3 separate regions of the Mus musculus genome follow, and regions 2 and 3 are each linked to region 1. Evidence: chromatin loops called from intact Hi-C (ENCODE). Cell type or tissue: heart. All regions are shown on one strand.

Region 1 (8,000 bases):
AACCCTGTCTCGAAAAACCAAAAGAAAAAAAAAAAAAGGAAAAAAGAAAAAAGAAATAAAAATAAGATTAAAAGAAAAATGGAGGGGGCAGAGTGGCTGGTTTTAGTTTTTTTCAAAGCTGTATAGCCCTGTGCTGAAACTCAGAGGTCCGCCTAACTCTGCCTCCCAAGTACTAAGACTAAGGCCGTGAGTGCACTACCACCACCCAGCAAAAGAACCTGCAACTTTAAAATACATCCTAAACTTTCCAAATTCTTTTTTTTTTTTTTTTCTTTTTTTCTGAGACAGGATTTTTCTATGTAGCCCTGGCTGTCCTGGAACTCACTTTGTAGACCAGGCTGGCCTCGAACTCAGAAATCCGCCTACCTCTGCCTCCCAAGTGCTGGGATTAAAGGCATGCACCACCACTGCCTGGCCCAAATTCTTTAAATGACCACATATTACTATTGTTCAGATAAAATAAAAAAAAACGATGTGGTATAGTGGTGCATACATTTAATTACAACACTTAGATGTCAGAGGCAGCTGGGTGTGGTGGGGCACGCCTTTAACTCAGCACTTGGGAGGCAGAGAAAGGCGGATTTCTGAGTTCGAGGCCAGCCTGGTCTACAAAGTGAGTTCCAGGACAGCCAGGGCTACAGAGAAACCCTGTCTCGAAAAAAAAAACAAAAAAAAAAACAAAAAAAAAACAAAAAACCAAAAAAAAAAAAAAAGAAAAAGAAGTCAGAGGCAAGTAGATTGCTATTTAAGAGGCTAGTGGGACCTACACAGTGAGACAAGTGTCACAAAAAAGTAAAAGAAAGGATGTCAAAACTGTAGCAGTTGTAGCCCAGAATAAGCTTCTGCCTAGGTTCTGTAAAGCCCTGAGTTCCATAGTCTCTTGCCCTGAGTTCCATAGTCTCTTGGGCATGTGAGAGTTGAAGAGAGGAATATGTCTACACTGTTCTAAACCTGACACTAGACATTCTTTCATCAATTTATTCAGAATAAGATATGCCCTATGATTTACCCTGGGAGATGTACATACAGTTTTTTATTAAGATTGGCATGCTATTTAGACTGGGAGAAAAAAAAAATATCCTCAAAAATAAAAGCTGCCAGGTATGGTGCCATACACCTCTAATCCCAGCACTCAGGAGGCAGACGCAAGACCTCAAGGCCAGCCTGGTCTACAAAAGGAAACCAGAACAGCCAGGGCTACAAAGAGAAACATATGAATGAATGAATGAATGAATGAATGAATGAATGGCTAGACAGTAGTGGCACAGGTATTATTCCAACACTTGGGCAGCAAAGGCAGAAGCTCTCTGTGTGAGGCCAGTCTCATCTATGGAGCTCAGTTCCAGGACAGCCAGGCCTATATAGAGAAACCCTGTCTCGAAAAACCAAAAGAACAGCAAAGAAAAAAGAAAAGCCAAAACAAAACAAAACCCTTACCTGTACAAGGAAAGAAAACCAGCTCAGCAGTTAAGAGCACTTGCTGATCTTACACAGAACCCAGGTTTGGCTCCCAGTACCCACACAAGCATCCTTATTTAACTCCAGGTCTGAATGCAGTACACAGACATATACAGGTAAAACATACATACACATAAAATAAGTCTTTTTTTTATTTTAAAAAGTATACTCTATACATACTTCACACATGTAGACAGACACGCAATATGCCCAAATAAATTTTTTAAAAATATAAAATTTAGGGCTGGAAGTAGTGATACTCAACTTTAATCCCAACACTCAAAAAAGAGGCAGGCAGTTGGGCCTGGTGGCGCATGCCTTTAATCCCAGCACTCGGGGAGGCAGAGGCAGGCGGATTTCTGAGGCCAGCCTGGTCTAAAAAGTGAGTTTCCAGGACAGCCAGGGCTATACAGAGAAACCCTGTCGGGGGGAGGGGGGGGGGGAGAGGCAGGCAGATCCGTGACTTGAGGCCAGTCTGGTCTAAATGGAAAGCTCTAGGACAACCAGAACTACCTAAACTTTGGCTACTTCTTCCAGACTTTCGCCTATACACTTGTATCAAACTGATCTATGACTTGGACTTCTAAAGATCAAATGTTCCTTTGTTTTGACACTACGACATAAGCACTAGAAAGGCAATGCAGTTGGTCCCTGCAGGGCTGGGGAACATAGCTCAGATGGTACAGGTGCCTGCCTAACATGCACAAAGCCCAGTATATGATCCCCAGCACTGTATAAATGATGGTGGGGCACACTTGTAATTCCAACGTTCAAGGTCAACGTTGGCTATGTGAGACCCAGTCAGTCTCAAACAACCCACTCCACTGAAAAACAAAATCAAAAGAAAAAACCCACCAAAATAGTCTCTGTACATCTTCAAAAATGATTTTAAAAAAATTACCATCTGGCCTATCAAATCACTCCTAGATATCTGGCCCATAAAATTAATCCATGTCCATATAAATACTTATACACAAACCTTTTTCCTGATAAACAGGGCCTCAAAATATAGGTGAGGCTGGTCACCAACTCTCTATCCTGTCACTGATCCCCAGAGCCACCACTCTTGACCTTATACAGAAGGAGTTATTATAGGCAGCACTATTCTATCTTTCCCAAAAGTAAAAACTATTCAAGCCCACCATTTTATCCATTAAGACTGAATAAACCAGGCGTGTTGGCTCACGCCTTTAATCCCAGCACTCGGGAAGCAGAGGCAGGCGGATTTCTGAGTTCAAGGCCAGCCTGGTCTACAAAATGAGTTTCCAGGACAGCCAGGGCTATACAGAGAAACCCTGTCTCGAAAAAAAAAAAGAAAAGAAAAGAAAAGAAAAACATGCTGCCCATACACATTTATTTATTTATTTGCCCACTTCTCCCTTTTAAAATATTTTCTGCAGGTCAGGGTTGAAACAGCCTACACCTACTGACCACATTGCAAACTGCTAAATAGGGAAGTCAAAGCAGTACACTTAAGCAACTGTATACCACTCAGTAAGCTTACCACAATTACTAGAGACTTCAGTGGTATTCTTAGTTAAAACTCACACGTCTTATAAATCACAGTATTGTTTTAATGAACTTGCATTTAGTATTATGTATGGCAAATTCCTATTCAATCGTTAAGATGCTCTTCTAGGTACCAAGTACACAATACAGAATAAGAAAAGAAAAGCCAAACAAAACCCTCTCTTGTGGAATTATAAGAAAATGAAAGTACCTAAAAATCTGCTACATGTGCATACCATATGTATTAAGTGAAATAGCAGCAGCAAGGATTTTCTCACAATTCTCACTTTGCAAATGTCTGGTGTTTTCTTACTAAAACAATAAAAATCACAAGACTTATTAGATACTATTAGCAAGGGGGGTTTTGGATGGTTGGTTTTCAAGATAGGGTCTGTAGACCATGCTGGCCTCAACCTCAAAAGCGCTCTGCCTCCAGGGTACTTAGGATTAAAGGCCTGTGGCACCACACCCAGCTCCATTAGTAAATTTCAATGACAAACTTTCCTTCTAGAACACAGAATCAGTAGGTGGCCCAAGCTATCCAAGAACTGGAGAACCTCCTGCCTCTCTGCTTGTTGAGTACTGAGATTACAGGGCTGTGTGTGATACCACGCCCTTCTTCTTTCCAACCTCAGTTAATCTCACAGGTTCTTTCAAACTTAGACATTACAATTTTTAACTGTGTGTGTGTGTGTGTGTGTGTGTGAGTGTGTGTGTGAGAGTGTGTGTGTGTGTGTGTGTGTGCGCACGCTGTGCATGCATGGGTGGAAGGAAGTCAGAAGGCAGTGTCAGTCCCCCAAGAGCTGAAGTTACAGGCCATTCACTGTACCATCTTCCCAAACTCTAAACATTCAAACACTTTACAGCCACATAGACTGCCCAGAATGGCTTTTCTTTAAAAACAACCCCAAGCAGGTTGTTGTGACTCCCAGCACTTAGGAGGCTGAGACAGGAGAACTGCCAAGTTTGAGGACAGCCTGGACTCAACCCTGTATCAAAACCCTGCCTCCAGTGCCTAGAGAAGGCAAGTCTGTAACTGCCACTCTTGCTGAGGCCTCAGGCTCTGGTCCCAGCATTCTCACGGCTCCTCACAACCTTCTATAACTCTAGTTCATGAGGACCCGAGGCCCTCTTCTGCTCTCCAGGGGAGAATGCATGTGTGCACAAATATTAATAAACATACTCTCCACTCTATAGAATCTCTAACTCTCAAGTCATTCAACAGCCTGAATTGTGTAACTTGAAAATACTGCCGCCTTCTGTATCTCTCCAAAAGTGAAAGTGTAATTTGGTACAAAGATCACAAAACTGGCTCAAAAAAGATTAACTCTGGAGACAAAGTCTAAATTCCTTTAAATAATTCAATAATTTAGTGGAAATTTTACTAAGTGGTCTAAGGTTCTCCAGCAATCCTTAGATAAAAGTTCCCTCTTGCAGCCCTCCAAATGAAACACACGGGCATTCAGAACATCCAAAATGTCCCAGTCACTTTTGTATCCTAGCTTTCATCAATAAGCAAAATCCCTTATCTTTAGCAATTTGCATGTGCAGAATGCTAACAAGATAAAAAGAGGTTTATTTCCAGTTAAGACCAACTAATACCACTTAAAAAGACTTACTTTACCTTGAGTCCTTAAATACTTTATTGGCTACCAAAGATAGGATGTACAAATCAGCAACAATATATTTTATAATTCTGGGCTTTTCCTTCTAGATTTGATCAATTCAATTCAGTCTTTGACAGTGTTACCTTTTCCAACCTTCCTAGTTGAAGCTTTGAGAAGGAAGGAGTTGGTTACCTATAAATGCCCTCTATGGAAAGATCATTCTCCATCCAAATTAAAGTGAATAAAATAATGTTCTTGTAAATTATTGTAAAGCCCATAAAACTGAGCCCCAGCTGAAGACTTCTAAACAGGGTTTGTCTGTATACCCTGGCAGTCCTGGAACTCACTTTGTAGACTAGGCTTGCCTCGAACTAAGAAATCCACCTGCCTCTGCCTCCCGAGTGCTGGGATTAAAGGCGTTCGACACCACGCCCGGCTAGCTGAAGACTTCTTGAAATTGAAAACACATTCATAATTCCTTTGCATTTTTGTGGGTGACATTCTTTTTTTTTCTTTTTTTTTTTTTTAATTTATAGCTGTCTTCATAAACCCCAGAAGAGGGCATCAGATCTCATTACAGATGGTTATGAGCCACCATGTGGTTGCTGGGATTTGAACTCAGGACCTTTGGAAGAGCAATCAGTGCTCTTAACCGCTGAGCCATCTGTCTAGCCCTGTGGGTGACATTCTTTACAACACCCAAGCTCTACCAATTCCAAGGGAAGTTGACATCTCCATTCATAAAAATTTTCCAATTTTTTATTATAGCACTGAAGAGCACATTGGCTTAGAAGTACACTGAGAGTTGGATTTTAGTAACCAGGGGCTATTAATATCACCTTTGATGATAAGTAAAGACATTCTCAAGAGGGCTGCTGCAACTGGCATCCAACATATATACACACACAGGAGATAATCTCACCAGATTTCGAAAAGCATAAACAAGTAAACAAGCAGGCTAAAAACACTTTTAAAAAAACAAACAAAAAAACCCTTGTCTTGAGTAACAGGGAGGTCAGCCAATCAGCAGAGGCACATGACTCACCCACCGGCCTGAGCAAAAGTATTCACACTGTCCACTACACTAACGTGGGATTTCCCATCTCCAACCCAGCTCGGCCTTGGGGGCTTCTTGTTTAAGTGCTATTTCCGTGTTTGTGTGTAAGGGGGGGGGGGGTCATTTTGCTGAATCACAACTCTCCAACATCCCCACCCTAAACCGACACACTCCTGCAAGTAAGAAGCCATTGCAAGGGACGGCAGCAAGCAGAGACCCATCAAAACAAAGCACCCAAAGAGTAGGCTTCCAGGTTGGGAGTGGGTGGGTCGAGAGGGACTCCTGGTCCTTCGTCACCCTTCCTGTCCCCTGGGTCCAGCCTGGAGCAGGCGTGCAATGGAAGCTCTCTCCCTGTGAACAAAATCTTCTACCTCTTTCTAGGCAGAGCTCCGGGGACAGCCGGAAAGGTGAGACTATGAAGCGGGAACTCGCTATCCCAGCACTGGCAGGAGTACCCAGCTGACGGAAGGAGAGCGCGCCGGGGCACGACGCGCAAGAGCGACCCGCCCCAAGGGGGAACTGCAACCAGAGAGAGCGGGCGGTACCCGCGGTCAGCATCCCCGGCCCGGACTTACGCGGCCCGGCGCGCACCGCAGATCCAGAGGCAGTCGCTTCCTCCTCCTCCTCCTCCTCCTCCTCCTCACTTGACAAAATGGCGGCGGCAGGAAGTGCCGGGAGCTTGGCCCGCCCCCCGCCCGCCCCCGGCCGCCCAGCGCGCCCGCGCCCCCGGTCCCGGTCCCGGTCCCGTTCCCTGCCGCCGCCCGCGCCAAGGGGGACAGCGGCGGGCGCAACTGCCCCGGTACAAAGTCCGCGAGCCCACTCGGCCGCCGCCGCCCCAACGGCGCGGGCTGCCCCGGCAGGGCGCGAGAAGCACCAGGCTCCGGGCCCACGAAACTGCGGCCTCCCCACCCCCGCGCCGATGGCGTAGGTGGTGGCGCACCAGCCCCATTACGCAATGCAGGTTACGCGGGCCGCGCCGTGGGGCCCCGGCAGCCCGCCTCGCGGCCGCGAAGGACACCGGTCCCCTCACCTGAGACGCTAGGCCGCACGCCGCCGCACGCTGTCCGGGACGCCAAGCCGGGGCCCGTCCGCCGCGCCCGCCGCGCCGCTGCGCTCACAGGCCCCGCTCGCCCGCGGGCACTGCTGGCAGCCTCCGCCGCAGCCGCCGCCACTGCTTCGGTTCCTCGGCTGCGGGAGAGCAGAACAAACAGCCCTGCCGCCGCCGCCAGCGCACTGATGTCACCACGCACGCTGCGCGCGCGGCCCCGTGTCATCGCCGCCGCCCGGCGTGCGCGTCCCGCTGGTCCTCCCAGGTCCGGAGAGCTTCGTTAGTGCCGGCGGCGGTTGTAGAGGTGAGGACAGGAGACTGGCTCCCCCGACTGGGGGGAGGAGGGCGGGAGTCCTTGGAACACGATCGAGGGTCTCTGAGGACTGTGTACCCCAGAGGGATACACAGAAGAGGGAAGATCAAGAGAAGACAAGAAGAGTCTTCAGGGCCATCCATAAGGAAACAGCTTTTCGGAGGAAGCCGACACGCAGACTCAGGGAAGGAACCTTGCAGATGAGTGGGGATCTTCACATGCAAGAACGACAAGAAAAGATTTTTTTTTTTCCCCCAGAGCTGAGGACCGAACCCAGGGCCTTGCGCTTGCTAGGCAAGCGCTCTACCACTGAGCTAAATCTCCAACCCCAAGAAAAGATTTTTAATCCAAAAATTTAAATAATCCGATGACAGACTCAAAAGAGCAGATGGTGAAGAGAGCCCTCAGACAGGTGATAGAGGAACATTAAGGCCAGAGGACTATGGCTAGTTGTGTGTCAGTGGGAACTGACAATTGCTGAAAATACAGACACGTTTCACTATATTCACTACACTCAATTTATGGAATCAACTTAAGGAAAATATTTCATGTATCATGAAATAAGAGAATGAGCCAGCGGGGATTTTTTTTTTCAGAGCAGGATCTTAAGAATTCTTACCCTTCTTGTCTCAGCCTTCCAAGTAATGAGATTACATGTGTTCACCACCACACCCAGGTCTTCTTGGCTGGCCTCTGTAGAGGAGCTGAAGATTGATCAGTACGGATCTCTAAGCCTAGAACATTCTCTTTCTTGTCCTCCAGATTAACTTTAATTCTTGAAGACGTAAGTCAGCTCCCAGCATACTCTGAACTAGGTATGTGACCATTTGAGGGGTTGCAAAACATCCCAGCCTGGAATACAGAAGATCTTTGAGATTTTTTAAGACAGCATTTCTCTGTATGGCCCTGACTGTCCTAAAACTTAAACTAGAATAGCCTTGAACACAGAAATCTGTCTTTCTCTGCCTCTTAAGTACTGGGATAAAAGGTATGTACTACCACCCCCAA
Region 2 (8,000 bases), 61 kb before region 1:
TTCAATACAAATTCAGGTGCTGGGGGGGTCACAGTGTCTAAGTTATCTCAGATGAAACAGTCCAGAAGCCAAAGTTGGAAGTAGAAACCCATTTAAAATTTTGGGATACAAAAATTGAAAGTTCAGTAGGCGGTGCCACGTGCTTGGGAGGAAGCTTGAACAAACCAAGGCCCATAGTAAAACCTGCCTACCTCTGGGACCTAAAATAGGCGCCAAATGTCTTTCCAGTTTCTTTTTCCCTATTAAACAATTACAACCACAAGGAACTTGTGCCCACCTCCTCAACAAATTAAAGTCCTGTAAGCACATGGGCTGCAGTTACTACAAATCTTCTAGAATGAAGGTGGAAAGGAAGTTTTCCTTTTCTATATAACTTTTCCAAGTAAATTCTATTCCTGCAACATAGCCTAATTAAGAAACCTAAGTTGGGCAGGGTGTGGTGGCGCACGCCCAGCACTTGAGAGGCAGATTTCTGAGTTCGAGGCCAGCGTGGTTTACAGAGTGAGTTCCAGGACAGCCAGGACTACACAGAGAAACCCTGTCTCGAAAAATGTAAAAAAAAAAGAAAAAGAAAAAGAAAAGAAACTTAAGTTGGTTTAAATTTAAATTGTGTTCAGGGTTGGAGAGATAGCTCAAGAGGTTGAGATCACTGGCTTCTCGTCAACAGGTCCTGATTTCAGTTCCCAGCAACCACACAGTGGCTCATACCCATCTATTACTGAGATGTGGTGTCCTCTTCTAACCTGCAGGCAGGCATACATGCAGGCAGGACATTATACATATAATAAACAAACAAACAAACAAACAAAGGAATGAATTTTGTTTTCTTTTTTGGAGACAAGGTTTCTCTGTATAGCCCTGGCTGTCCTGAAACTCACTCTGTAGACCAGGCTGGCCTTGAACTCAGAAATCCGCCAGCCTCTGTCTCCCAAGTGCTGGGATCAAAAGGCGTGCGCCACCACTATCTGGCCTGAAATGAATCTTTTTAAAAAAACTTATTTTGTGTATGTATCTATGTGAGAATATGCCTATGGAGAGAGAGTAGGTCTGCATACCTGTATGCATAGAGACCTGAAGAGGGCATCCGGTGTCCTTCTTTGAGGTAGGTTCTGAGATCCAAATTCTAGACCTCATGGTGCACAGAATGCACTTTTAACCATTTACTCATTTCTTCAGTGTGTCCCCTCCCCCATACTTCTTAAAGAGGTAAACAAGGTAAAAGCTTTGTGTTCCCCTTTCTGGCTTCTTACAGATTTCTGATAGGGGACATTTGTAGAAAAAGAATACAAAACCCCAAGATGCTTCAAAGATAACTGCCTTTCAGAATAGAGATCTGCCTGGCAAAAGATAATGCTAAGAACCTTCCACCCCTGCCTGCCTCACAGGGACTCTCCTTGAGAACAGGCATCTCATCTAAGTCAAGCTTGTTAGTCAATGCCTATGAAGAACTCATCTCTGTAGGCTGCTAAGCAGCAGATAGCTTGGTGATCATCCTAATAAAAATGGTATGCTTGAACAGATTCACCCACTAAGAGGAGAAAGGTATACAAAAGAAAACTTTTAAACAAGACACCAAAATATAAAAGCAAACCCTTCCCCTTCAGAGTCCAGACTGTACAGAGGAAGAAGTAGTGGCAAGGCATGGGGGGGGGGGGGGGGGGGCGCACCAGACACAGTGGTTTTTCTTTCCCTTCTTTAATATTAATTCCTCAAGATAGTATTTTTCCTTGCTGGCAGGAAACTGAATTGAACTTTACAGTTTCTAAACCAGGGACAAAAATGGCCAAACACTACCCTAGGTTCTAAAAAACTGTGAGCAAAAGGAGGGGGTCCTCAGACCAAAGTCTGAAGGCACGCTGCCACTTGATGGTCCTGTTTAAAAAGTGCAGTCAGCTGAGTATGATGTAGACTATCTTTAATTCCAGTATTCAGAATGTAGAGGTAGAACTAGCCAGAGATAGACAACAAGAGTATAGTTCAAATACATTAACTAATAAATAAAATGTATCTTAAAAAATTGTAGCAAAATTTAAAAGCCTTAATTCCACATAAAGACTAGTGAAAGCAAACATAAATGGCGAAGGGGCTGCCTTTCTTATGAAGCTGAAGGACAGATAACACCAAACTGAAGAGGGAATGCTAAGTGACAAGTACAAGTCAGAAAAAAAAAAACAAAACTAAGGAAGATTTAAAAACACAAAAACTAACAAACAAACAAACAAAAAAACCACCCCGGGCGTGATGGTGCATGCCTTTAATCCCAACACTTGGGAGGTAGAGGCAGGCGGATTTCTGAGTTCGAGGCCAGCCTTGTCTACAGAGTGAGTTCCAGGACAGCCAGGGCTACACAGAGAAACCCTGTCTCAAAAAACCAAAAGAAAAAAAAAAACAAAAACACAAAAACCAACAATCACACACAAAAACCAAACCAAACCAACCAAACCAAACCAATGGTACTAGATGGTCTTGCAGGAGATTCAGGTTCTGTCCCGAGCACCATTAAGGAAGCTGGAAGCTTACAACTCCAGTCTAGAGGATCTGCTACCATCTTTTAAGACTCCATAACCACCAGACATCTCAGTCAAACCACCCATACAAATAAATGTAAAACAAACAAAATCAACCAATCAAGTGAAAAATTCCCAATAGTCTGATCGTGCATTTGAATTTTAAGAGCCAGGTCAACACTATCAAAGAGCAGTAGTCAATCCTATCAAGCTACCCTTGAATCTGACATGTTCTCTGAACTGAAGGAGAAAAGATGCTATCATGTGACACATTAGCAAAACTAACAAAATAGTATGGAGGCAGGGAATCACCAAAGTTCTAATGACAAAGACCAACGGGTCACCAACAGCTCTGCAAATCTCTGCCCTGGAAACCCTAGAGACTGCTATATAAGCAGACCCAAGGAAGCCTTGCGACCCACAACTAATATACCTGTGCTTCTTAGTAGCAGGTTGCTCAGCAGACCACTGACCTGAGAGCGGTAGCAACCTATGAACTAATGAAGAAATGGCTGGGAATTAAGATCTTATGTTTCCTTTAAAGGCAGGTCTGGGCATTATAGAGATGGCTCAATGGTTAAGAGCACTTGTACCTTATAGGTCTCTGTAAATTTTGGTATGTACTTTTCTTTAAAATAAAAGCTAGGCTGGTAAGATGGCTCAGGAAGTAAGAGCACCGACTTGAGTTCAAATCCCAGTAACTACGTGGTAGCTCACAACCATCTCTAATGAGATCTGGCACCTTCTTCTGGTGTGTCTAAAGACAGCTAGAGTGTACTTACATATAAAATAAGTAATAAATAAGTCTTAAAAAAAATAAAAGTCTCCTCCAGGTTGTTGAAGGGGCAGGGTGGGGAGTAGGGGTTGGGGGATACGAACAGGCAGACAGACAGAACCAGCCACTCACATTTAAGTTAATGACCCTAACTTAAAATGTATGTATGCATTAGGTAAGTTACATATGCTCAGCCTGATCTATGTTAAGAGTTCCAGAACAGCCAGGCCTACATAAGAGAGACCCTGTTCAAAAACAAACAAACAAACAAACAAACAAACAAAAACAAAATTTCCTCCAAGCCTCACTGCATTATTATGAGTGAAGTGACAGAATAAATACCTGACAAGGCAAGATCTGGCCTGACCTTGGAGCCTTACCTGGAGTTTTCGAGCCATGGCTACCACTTCATGGTCAGGGGGGTTGTACTTGTAGCAGTTGGAGAACATCAATCGGACATCAGCACCAAATTCCTGGGCATCTCTGTACTCTCGGGACTCTAGTTTAGACTGCAAATACAAAGTAGGCCTTAGACATTTCTGTTCCTGTGTCTGTCTGTCTCTCTCTCTCTCTCTCTCTCTCTCTCTCTCTCTCTCTCTCTCTCTCTCTCTCTCTCTCTCTCTCTCTCTCTGTGTGTGTGTGTGTGTGTGTGTGTAATACATTATTGATGGGAAACAAGGTAGCTTCTTAGTGGCTCTCAGTTTAATCCAGACTAGAATATGGATTATGGGGACAAAGAAGAACAACAGGCCATCACTCCGGTTCTCGGCATGAGACAGATACGGAGATATAGCTGCCAAGTCTTGGGGCTTAGAAATGATTTTAGACCCAGGCTTACCCTACTGAGGTCAGTGAAAAGTCTAAAGGGAAACTGAACGCACAGAATCCCAGAAGAGATTATGCCAGAACTGATGAGAAAATAAAACAAGTTCTCATCTTGCATGTGCTTGTACTGAAGGTACAGAAAGGAATCTCCTGTTTGAGCAATGTTATTCTACTTCCAGGAGGAAAATTATAAAAGTCCTTAAATAAAATACTTTGGTGATGATGTTGGTAGATAGTGCTGTGTCTTCTACAGATCAAACAGCAAAGCCTTTCTTGCCAATCACACTGAGCCCAGAGGACCCAGTCTCCTAGACCATCTGGCAGGTGCAAAGAAGTACAGGGGCATTGAGAGAGCTCGAGTATGCATCTTACATCTCCTTACACCAAGGAAATAGGCAGAGTCATCACCTGAAACCAAGTATACTAGGTTAGTGTTCACTTATTTCAACAATGAACCTGCAGGGGGCACCCAGAACGTTGTTGGATTAGTCTAGGAGAAATCCTGTCTCTGACCATCATCCCAGGGACCTGGTAGCTAACCTTGATTGTGCTCATGTCCATGGGATGTTTGATGATGTCACAGTAGTCGTGCAGACCCAGTGCCTCCACATCCACAGGCTTGTAGAAAGGCCAGGCATAGGCAGCATGTTTCTTGGCAAACATCTCCTTGAGGATGCCACTGCAGCACTTTAGCTGCTCAGAGATCTTGCTGCTCTTCTCTGGCCCTGGGTGCTGCTGTGAGTCCGGTACATCCTTCTTTGGAGGCTTCACAGGTCTGCTGCTCTCCCGCCGAGGACCCAGCTTGGCGGTCTTGGGCTCTGGGGCCAGTGAGGGTGGCTCATGAATGGGGTCGATGGTGGTAGGGGTGGTGGTATCTGCTTTCCTCTTCACCCCTTTCTTTGTCTGCCATGAGCACAGACACAAAAGTCTCAATCAGAGGCTCTGGCTGGTACAGCTGCCCTTCAGGATCACCTCTGAAACCAAGCCCTGACCGGGATCCCAATACTCAGGACAAGCCCAAAGGTATAACTGCACTGAGACCCTGTCACACCACTGTTTTCCACAGCTGGACTAGAACCAGCCAGCAACAGGAGAAAAGCACAAAACTCAATAGAGTATTTACTCCCTTAGAGGCCACAGAACCTGCTGAAGAGGTTTACTGCTTACTACCTGGGCCTTGAGCTACACAGCCCATAGAAGAAACAACTAAGAGAGCCTGCAAGTCCGTCTCTGGTGGCAGCAATCCACCAGGGCCCAGGATGCTCACCTTCACAGGCTGGGGGGTGGTCGCAATGATGGGCGGGTGACTCTGCACAGGCTGTGGAACTGGAGCAGGTGGGGGTGGTGGCTGGGGGGGTACCGGTGAAGGAGTCTGAAGTGGCTGAGGGGGCACCATTGTCATGACAGGAGGCTGGGCAATGAGGTCTGGGGTGACAGCAGGAAAGGGGTGAGTTGTGGCCTGCACAGGTGGAGGAGGGTTCTGCTGAGGCGTCTGGGTCTGCGGAGAAGTTGATGCTTGAGTTGTGTTTGGTACCGTGGATACACCAGGCTTTGCTGCCCCTACCAATCATAAAAAATAGTAAATTTAAAAGCTATGTTAGCACACCCTGACAAAACACCCACATATACTTGTGTACTACATTTGTTTAGTGTTAAGACCATCTGGAACACTTCAGGTATCACTGTGCACCAAACTTATTCCTGTGTCCCCAGGGAAGTGGTATCATTTCCTGAGGTGTCCTGGTGGCAACTCCTCACTCAGATACAGACTGAGATAAGAAGGGAAGCCCAGGCTAAAAGAGTGGGAAACCTATACACTGTGTTATCACCAGTGCTGCACATGGAAATCAGAAAAATGTTCCTTGGGGAATGCAGACAGCTGCCCTCACTTCCTTCCGAGTGCTTTTGACAGATCTGGCAGCAGTCGACCTTGCAAGCTTTCTGAAAAGTAGGATGGTCTCAACTCTCAGAGCCACTAGGGACTAGTGGACAATTGTAGCCATCTGTGACTACTCAGCTTGTTTCCCTGTAGCTGCATTCTAACTTCCAACACAAAGTAGTCACATGGCACACCAAATCAGAAATTAAAAACAAAGGATTATAACTACAGCCCAAACGTGAGCAGGTGAACCAGGGACCGTATCCTGTACTATGATTTGCATTCAGATGGAATGACAGCAAGTCTTTAAAGCCTGCGATCTCAGCAGTGAGGAGGCCAAGTTGCAAGGATTAAGGTTTTAGGGCCAGCTTGGGCTATGTCAATAAAAAATTCTACCTCAGGAAGGAGACAGACAGACAGACAGACAGGAAAGCAAAAGCATTATCTATCTGTAGGCTGTCCTAGAGCGCTTTCCAGGAATCATATGAGGAGGAAGGGGGAGGTTCTACTGAGTTTCCCAATTTTCTTTCTAGCCTGAGATTCCCGTGCCTGCTGCAGTCAAATCATCAAAACTGTTAGTCCCAGAAAGTGAGGAGTAGGCTCTGCATGTTATGGATAAGGAATGTGATTTAATCCATGTACCTGCCAAAAGTTTTGAGTAGTAGTGAATATATGTAATAACAAGACTCAAGAAGCATGAAGACTTTGAGTCTGAATTAACAAAGGGAAGGAGAGGGAAGGAAAAAGAAGGAAGGAGGGAGAGAAGAGAGTGGAAGGGAGAGGGAGAGGAAGAGGAGAAAGGAGTGGGAACATACATGTGAATGACTGTCTTTCTTTGGTAATTCCAAAAGCTACTCTGGATTTAGCGGGCCCCTGTGCCTTTGCCACTTTAGAGCAAGGTGGGAGGCCAGGCTAAAAGCATGTCTTAAAAGAAGCAAATAACTAACAACCAGAAGCAACCTGAAAATTGTCACCCTTTTGCAGCTCAGAACTGTAAAGTACAGGACATAGTACCTGTTAATAGCAACTTTGCCAGATGGCTGCTTGAGTTTTGTTAGTAGTGGTACAGTTGGAAACTGGGAGGCAGGAAGAAGTTAGTAATTGGCTTTAGATGAGTGAGCACCAGAGGCAAACATGACTGGCATTAAGGGAATTTAGATGATAAACCTTAAAGATTGGGAAACTAGTTACAACGGCTTCTGTCAGAATAATTTCTTTATTCTAAAATGGAAAAGCAGGACCAGGGCATGAAGCTCAATGGTGAAATACTTGCTGGATTTGAGGTTTAGCACCATAAAACAAATAATAAATAATAAAATTGAGAGAAAAGCGAGAAACAGCTACAGCACCAAAGGTGAAGAATCAAATGTCAAAGCCATGCTTTCTTTTATATCTAAGTTTATCAACTACTCAGGGCCCAGTGACTTTTGCCAAGGAGAAACTTCAGATCCATGGGACTTCCTAGGAGCATAGATGATATTAAAGTCCACTCTGTTCAAATATCAGCAATGAAATATTTGCTGTCACCACCTAACTCCCTGTAATCCCTAGCACTCTGATAAACTTGGAAAATAGGCAACGATGAGGGAGAAACACAACTACCTGTTTCTTTCCTCCCTCGTCCTCTTCCTTTTGCCTGGACTATCATGATCTCAGTTTCTTCTGTAGGCAGTTCATTGATTTTTTGCAAGAAGAGCTTCTCCAGAGCTTCTGCCATTAAGACGATGTCATCTCCAGGCTGGATGAGGAAACAGGTGGGGTAGAGCTGGAAGGCCTTTTCTTCCCATCTCTGTGGACGGGACACCAGGGCCACCCCCATGCTCCAATACATGGAGCATTGTACCCAGGCTCCTTTCATGATTTATGGACTCCAGGGGGCTACAATCTTTATGCTACCAGGTATTCCTAAACAAGATCTGGACTCCAGGGGCCATAATGGTTATGCTATTTGGTATTCCTAAGAAGACCTATCCACCTGAATCTCCTTTCAGTTTTAAGCTCCAAGAAACCATCC
Region 3 (8,000 bases), 46 kb before region 1:
CTCTTGAGGCATTAGCAGTTTCACAAAATTAATGAGTGCTTCCTTTGGCCTGAGTCCATGTGAAAAGGGTTTCCCCATTTTCACACACAGGAGTGTTTGTACTGGGTACGTATGTTTCGATGTGTGTGGGGAAGTGTATACATTTGCCTGCACGTGGAGATCATTGGCTAACTTGAAAATTACCATCAATTATGGTTCCATCTAACTTCTTTGAGACAAAAAAAAACCAAAAAAACACCCCACAAAACTCTCTCGCTCAAGCCTAGAGCTCACTCATTAGGCAAGTTTTGCTAGCCAACTTGCCCGTGTGGCCACTGTGCCCATCAGACATTCAGTTTCTGAAGATCTAAATAAACTCTAGTCCTTATGCCTGAGTGGCAAGTACTTAACCTGAGAATTAGTAGGAATATATATGTACTATTACAATAAACATACTTGCACATGTACACACGTATTTCCCAAAGTTCATCAACTTCTGATTAAGTATGCCATCTTCTCAAGGACATCCTTGATACCACCTTGCTCCTTAACATTGCTTTAAGATTATTTTAGAAACAGCTGATGTGCATATTGCAATGGGTACAATAGTTGTCCATTATGACCACTGCCAACAAGTTTAGTAGGTTGAGACCAACCCCATTTTATTCCAATCAGGTTCCAGCCTTAGTCCCCCTGGAGCCCAGTGACTCCTCAATTTCTGCTCTATTCCTTCAGACTTACAGCTTTCTTGATATTACAACACATAGGCAGCAAAATGTCAGAGGTAAGGAACAGTTATGAGTGCTGGTTAGCTGGTTAAATTAATTACCCCTAGAGCGTAGAAGTCTTCACTTCTAGGGTTGATGATGCTTTATGCTCTGCATTATAGACTTGGCCTATACTTCACAGCAACCTCACAGGTCAGACAGCGGCATCATCATCTTCACCATGACAACACTAGAGATGGTGTAGAGTGGTATGGACTTGGTATGTTCTGATCCAGAGTGGCCTCCTCAAGCCCAGGAGCAATGACTGTGAGCTGCTTCTTTTGCCTTGGCTGACAGTACACTACTCCATCCTTCAACAGGCCTGCCCTCAGTACACATGGACCTAAATATCACATATGGCTCATGCACTAAGGCTCCAGCCAGATTTCTAGTAGTGCTATCTCCAAATATTTTCACTCCAAATAAATCAGAACTGAGACAATTTGTGGTAATTGGCCATCTGTTCTCAGGGAGACTTGGACATCATTATAGGCAAAATCTGAAGCACAATTCACATTTTAAGCTTGGGATATAAGAAGAGACCTGAACAAGCATAGCTTAAACTTGTTTCCTTCTGGCCAATGTGGCTAGCCCCAGGTCCATAGGAAAAAATACATTCAAATTTACATATATCCTTAAGACATGGAAGACAGACAGACAGACAGACAGACACACACAGAGAGAGAGAGGTAGAATAACCCTTTCTACAAGTGAAAGTACTTGAATAAAGCAGTGACACAATCTCCCCAGGAACAAAAAGAAAGAAGTAAGAGACACTGATAACTGGCAAAATAAATTGAGAAAAATTAAACAAAGATTTGAATAAAACTACAAAAGATCATACTGAGTGGAGTAACCCAGATCCAGAAAGACTAACGTCTTATCTTTTGTTTCACTGGAGGTTCCTAACTCCAGATCTTCAGCTGTGAGTACATATACTGGAGTTAACTGCAGAAAACAGGAAAAGGGGGATCCTTACCAGGGTTTGAGGAAACAGAGTGGTGAGAAGCAAAGTATAAGTGATCTGATCGGGGTGTGCATGCCGGGGATGGGGCAAACTTAGGGAGGGAAGGCAGAGAAAAATACAGGCAAGGATGGCAACAGTAAGAATGTCTAAAAAAGTAGTAAGGAATCGGGTTTTTTTTAAAACCTATAAACATACATACATACATACATACTTTAAAAGAAATTTTCTCATCCCTCCTGGAGACAAAGACTGCCTAACAAAAACTCCAACACCATGTAACTCTTCTGAGCTGTTCATTAGGGTTGTTTAAGAGACTCCCAAACATGCATGCATGTTATTGCTATGCCTAGAGGTAGAAGGTAAATCCCTATTTCTGAAGATATCAAGCACTTCAGATACAGGGCTCAGAGGCGGCTGAACTGGAACGGACTTGAACGCCTCCTTATTGAGAACTAGCTTTTCCTGGTCCCAGAAGGCACCTCGTGAGCTTCCAAAGGAGGGAAGCAACCAACAGTCCTATCCAGCTACAACTCTATGAAACACATGACTGACAGGCACAGCACACATATCTTGGTAAAAATCAATAGCTCTATAATCGTGCTCAACAGGAGGGAAATCATGCTTGGTATTAAGAGAACTAGCCAACTACTCAGAGCTAGGTGAAGTCATAGATTAGGAGGAGAAGCTGACTAAAAGAGCCTAATCCCTCACTACATTCTAAACATTGTTTTATCCCTACCAATGAGTGCAGTCCTCAATCCTCATCAAGGAAACTTCTCTTTGCAACACAGACCATTTTCAAAACTAAAAATACCAACCAACTGAAATGCAGACTTTTGGAGCCCACTCCCAATGAGATATATCTACAAAACACTTCTTCTGTACTTAAAGCTCATGGAACATTGTGGAAAAGGTGGCAAAGAGATTCTAAGAGCTAGAGGACCAGGGAGCTTGCCATTAGACTCTCCTGGTAATGTCAGAAGTGATACCTATAAAGTCTCACCAACATGACAGCCTAAACATGAGCTCAAGTAGAACAAAAGACATGCTAATGGGGATGGGGGAGAGGAGGACAGTGAAGCCTCAAACCTACGCAAAGAACTACAGGTAACTAAGAAATAATCTTCTCCAGGGAAAAGGACACCAATTGGTCACCTTAAAAACATAAAAGTAGGGCTGGTGAGATGGCTCAGTGGGTAAGAGCACCCGACTGCTCTTCCGAAGGTCAGGAGTTCAAATCCCAGCAACCACATGGTGGCTCACAACCATCCATAACGAGATCTGACTCCCTCTTCTGGAGTGTCTGAGGACAGCTACAGTGTACTTACATATAATAAATTAATAAATAAATCTTAAAAAAAAAAAAAGACGGTACACTATTTAATCTGTGGTGTGGCTATTCTTAATGACTTCTATACAGGTCTACCAAAAAAAAAAAAAAACCATAAAAGTAACTTTACACATATTGAGTAGAATATATATATGTGTGTATATTAAATATATGTATCTAAACAATCAATTTTTAAAAGGCCATTACTGTGAAAGAGAACAAGGAGAGGTACGTGGGGGGAACTAGAGGGAGAAAGACAAAGGAGAAATGATGTAATCGTAATACAATATCAAAAAGGAAAGAAAAAAATTAAACCTATATTCTGTCATTAAAATCTAGTTGCAGCATCTTACCCTGCCCTAGGAACATCTCTGCTGAAATAGTGGTTCTACAACATGAGTATGAGAGGGCCCATCCCTCTCCTAGTCCTAGAGCAGTGGCTACTTCACATTTACGACGACAGCACTGCTTAATTGTGCATCTGTGTCAGTGGGGAAGCACAAATGGGATCACTTTTCTATCTGACTGGCTCTTGCAGCTGGTGAGAACAGCACTTATAACTTGAGCCAGACTGCACTGCCTGGAGCCAGGCCAGTGGCTTGTGTGCCAAGGCAGCTCTCTTAGAAGCCTTAATCCTTTATTGGATTAATCCTTTCTTGGTTTGTATATAACTCCCCACCCCAGCCCCGCCACACACACACACAGGACAAGTTGGACTCCATTGCACCTCAGACTCTGCAGTACTGCATGCTCTGATGAGTGAAGGGAGTCTGAAGTAACACTCAAGTTCTGTCTTCCTCCCTGGAGGCAGCATGGGCCATCAAAGGTCTTGTAGCCCAGCTGGGTCTAGTTACAGCCCCATCAACTAGAATTCCAGTGCTTTTCCTTCAGAAAGCACTAGGCGGGCCAGCTACACTGGGAGTATGAGAAAGCAGAACTGCTTTCCTCTTCTCTGTAAAGGATGCCAGCAAATGTACAGATAGTGTACATACAGGTTACATCACAACTGCTAAATATGCCCAGAAAGAGTCAGAAATTTAAAACGTTTAAATAACATACAGTGGAAATCAAATCAAACCAAACACTGGTTGGTATGGACACAGTCAAGACTGCTGGGATAACTTTTCCTATAAAGGACCACAAATAATATCTCAAAATAATTCATTATTATGTTACCTCAATGTGAAACAACCACACACAAGAAAACAGGTAAGCCCAGCTATAGTCGAATAAAACTCCAATTATCCTGAGGGCCAGTTTTAGAGGTCCTGTTCCACAGATTTCTAGACTTTCTGAAGAGAAGGGAAAAGGAAAATATTGTATATTAAAAATGATTTGATTTTTCTAGATGGGTTTCTCAATGTAGCCCTGGCTATCCTCAAACTCCCTCTGTAGACCTGGCTGGCCTTGAACTCAGAGATCCACCTACCCTGTCCTGAGTGTTGGAGTTAAAGCATGCATTACCACTCCTAGCTGATAACACAGTTCATATACATACATACATACACATACACACACACACACACACACACACACACACACATACATACACACACACACACATACACATACATACATACATACATACATACATACATACATACATACATACACACACACACGCACACACATCTCCGGGCTGGAGAGATGGCTCAGCAGTTGAGAGCACTGTCTGCTCCTCCGAAGGTCCTGAGTTCAATTCCCAGCAACCACATGGTAACTCACAACTATCTGTAATGGGATCTGATGCCCGATGCCCTCTTCTGGTCTATCTCAACACAGCTACAGTGTGCTTATATAAATAAAAATAAATCTTTAAAAAAATTTTTTTTCAGATGATGTTAGGTTTAAATGAACAGACACATGGAACAACAGGCACAAAAAAAAAAAAAAAGAGGCAGATGTGGAGCCGGACATGGTGGCCCACGCCTTTAATCCCAGCACTTGGGAGGCAGAGGCAGGCAGATTTCTGAGTTCGAGGCCAGCCTGGTCTACAAAGTGAGTTCCAGGACAAATAAGGTACTCAGAGAAACCCTGCCTTGAAAAAAAACAAAAACAAAAACAAAAAGAGGAAAAAAAGAAAAGGAGAAAAAAAAACCTACCACCTCTCATCTACCCACCACATACATAAAACCTGTCAAGTTTCTGGCACCTCCCATCTTTCACAAGCACCCACTAGATTCTGCTGGAGCCTGTCTATCAACACTAATGCCAAGCTCTTTGTTATGAAGCTATTTTTTTGCGGGAGAAGTCAGGGTTGAGACAAGGTCTCATTATGTAGCTCTGACTATCTATCTATAATGAGACTATGTAGACTAGGCTGGCCCCAAACTCAGAGATATTTGCCTCTCCCTCACAAGTGCTGAGATTAAAGGCAGTGTGAAGCTGAATTTTAGAACATGTTATATGGGTTAATTTTTAGGCTCTTAAAAATATTTCATTTATGTATATGAATATTTTTGTCTGCATCTAGGTATCACATGTGTGCCTGGTACCTTCAAAGGCCCCAACAAGGGCATCAGATCCTCTGAAACTAGAGCCATAAATGGCTGTGAATCCCAATGTGGGTGCTGGGAACTGAACCTTGACCAGCTTAGCCTCCTGCCCCTGGTCTCTTAAGTGACTCCAAGAAAGGCAATCTCTCTCCTCTCCTTGCCTTACTTCTCATCATGAACTCCAACTATACAGGATGGAGAGGGAAGTAACACAAAATTAATGTCAGACTTACAAAGACTATAGGTCTCAGTTTACAAAGGTGGGTGTGACTAGTAATCCAGAGCCAGAAGAGCCGTCAGTAACAGCTGATAGTGTCTAGAATGAAATGCTCACATTCAACACAAACACAGAGGGCCAGTCCTTCACAGATGCCTTTCAAGTCAATGAAGCTCCTCAGTAGAGTCTTGGCTTCCAGACACCACTTAAAAGCCACCCAGCTAGCCGGGCGTGGTGGTACACACCTTTAATCCCAGCAGAGGTTGGCAGATTTCTGAGTTCGAGGTCAGCCTGGTCTACAAAGTGAGTTCCAGGACAGCTAGAGCTACACAGAAAAACCCAATCTCAAAAATCCAAAAAAAAAAAAAAAAAGCCAAAAGCCACCCAGTCAAGCACCTTCAGGGAGTCCTCAGCCAATGCCTGTTTTTACTGTGCAGACAATCTAATCAAGTCAGTTGGGGGGGAGGGGGTGCTTGGACTTAAACTGATACCTTCTTGGTAACTTCCTGCATGAGTAAGGGTTGAAATAAACCCTATACCATTTTAAATGACAACTGTTAAAAGCAGAAAACAGTAGCAAACAAAAATCACTTTACTAAGAGCTATGACTGCTAGAAATAATGTTGCTACTTAATACTAATACTACCTACCTTCCACATAGTAACCCACAAAAATCAAGGACCCACTAGTAAGAGAGAAGATGGAAGTAGTACAGGAAAAAAAAAATCAAGTTAAGATAAGACTTGTCTTGTTTTCTCTTGAGGCTTTCTTAATCTAATCTGCCTTCCTCTTGTCCCAGGGAGAGGGCAATGATAACCAGCCCCTCCAGAGTGCATCCTAGGTATCTAGAGGCCTAAGTGTATGCCTCTGCAGACTGTTTGTCTTCTGGATCTAATTATGAAGAGTTAGGCTAGAGAAATAGATCGGGTGCCAGAGTCACACCATCACATGGTAGCACATGCCTCTACCTATAACTCCAAGACAGGGGGTGGGTAGAATTAAGAAAATCAGAAGTTCAAGGTCATCACATAGTTTAAGGCCTACTTGGAATATACTAACTCCTACTCTAAAAACCCAAAATAACCAAAACTAAACACTAAGGGGAAACTAACTTTCATTGATAGGGATCTTTCAGACCAAAGCAAACCAAAATCTGGGTACAGACTATCACACATATCACACCCCAGATGAACCTTCCATGGAATTTCTTGTTGCTTCTGTATTGAAAACTTGCAGGCAGAGGAAAAAAAAGTAAAGAATGGAACTAATGTTCAGAGAGGGCCGGGAAAGTAAAGGGAAACTGGCTGAGGGAGGCTCCCGGTAGAATTTGTCTCTAAGGGTGACTCCAGCTGAGACTTCTAGTAGTGAGGTGGTATATGGAGCCTGAAGTGGCCACTTCCTATAGCCAGGCAGGACTCCCACCCACCCACAAAACCTTCCACCCAAAATATGTCCTGCCTACAAGAAGTACAGGAACAAAAATGGAGCAGAGACAGAGGAAATAAATGGCCAACCTATGACTGGGGCCCAACTTGGGACCCATCCCATGAGCAAGAATCAATTCCTGACACTTAATGATACTCTGTTGTGCTTGCAGACAGGAGCCTAGCGTAACTATCCTGAAAGGCTCCACCCAGCAGCTGACTGAAAGAAATACAGAGACCCATAGCCAAACATTAGACCATGTACTGGCTAGTTTTGTGTCAACTTGACACAGCTGGAGTTATCACAGAGAAAGGAGTTTCAATTGAGGAAATGCCTCTACAAGATCCAACTGTAAGGCATGTTCTCAATTAGTGATCAAGGGGGAAAGGCCCCTTATGGGTGGGACCATCTCTGGGCTGGTAGTCTTGGTTCTATAAGAGAGCAGGCTGAGCAAGCCAGGGGAAGCAAGCCAGTAAGGAACATCCCTCCATGGCCTCTGCATCAGCTCCTGCTTCCTGTCCTGCTTGAGTTCCAGTCCTGACTTCCTTGGTGATGGAACAGCAATGTGGAATTATAAGCTGAATAAACCCTTTCCTCCCCAGCTTGCTTCCTGGTCATGATGTTTGTGCAGGAATAGAAACCCTGACTAAGACAGACCAACTCCGGAAGTCTTGTGGAAGAGTTAGGGCTTGTGGAAGAATTGGGAGATGAACTGAGGAACCTGGAGGGGACAGGGAGTCCACAAAAAGACCAACAGAGTCAACTAACCTGGACCTTTGGGGTTCTCAGAGACTGAATCACCAACCAAAGAGGCTAGACC

The links. Hi-C counts contacts between places; a loop is a spot of excess contacts. Peaks named below come from ENCODE experiments on the same cell type or tissue, not always from the same donor. Only the 100,000 strongest peaks of a DNase experiment are listed, where the experiment ranks them.
Region 2: a loop joins it to region 1, with 2.5 times the contacts of the local background. A loop is called at or near these places in 12 of 42 quality-filtered maps.
Region 3: a loop joins it to region 1, with 2.3 times the contacts of the local background. A loop is called at or near these places in 15 of 42 quality-filtered maps.

Annotation. Positions count from the first base shown.
Region 1 is chr17:32,277,857-32,285,856 of GRCm38, forward strand. Brd4 (bromodomain containing 4) reads right to left here and starts at 6,277. Exons shown (of 20, transcript NM_020508.4): 1 at 6,207-6,277. In heart, a CTCF peak has its summit at 4,215; DNase peaks (open chromatin) are centred at 5,695, 6,155 and 6,885; H3K4me3 peaks cover 3,128 bases; H3K27ac peaks cover 2,192 bases.
Region 2 is chr17:32,216,499-32,224,498 of GRCm38, forward strand. It overlaps Brd4 (bromodomain containing 4), which reads right to left. Exons shown (of 20, transcript NM_020508.4): 5 at 7,589-7,724; 6 at 5,375-5,667; 7 at 4,648-5,010; 8 at 3,663-3,791. Among named protein-coding and RNA genes, the nearest start is that of Ephx3, 31 kb to the left of the region's middle. In heart, a CTCF peak has its summit at 4,546 (motif pointing right); no DNase peak of the experiment used is centred here.
Region 3 is chr17:32,232,265-32,240,264 of GRCm38, forward strand. The region is part of intron 2 of Brd4 (bromodomain containing 4); the gene reads right to left. Among named protein-coding and RNA genes, the nearest start is that of Ephx3, 47 kb to the left of the region's middle. In heart, no CTCF peak of the experiment used is centred here; a DNase peak (open chromatin) is centred at 3,707.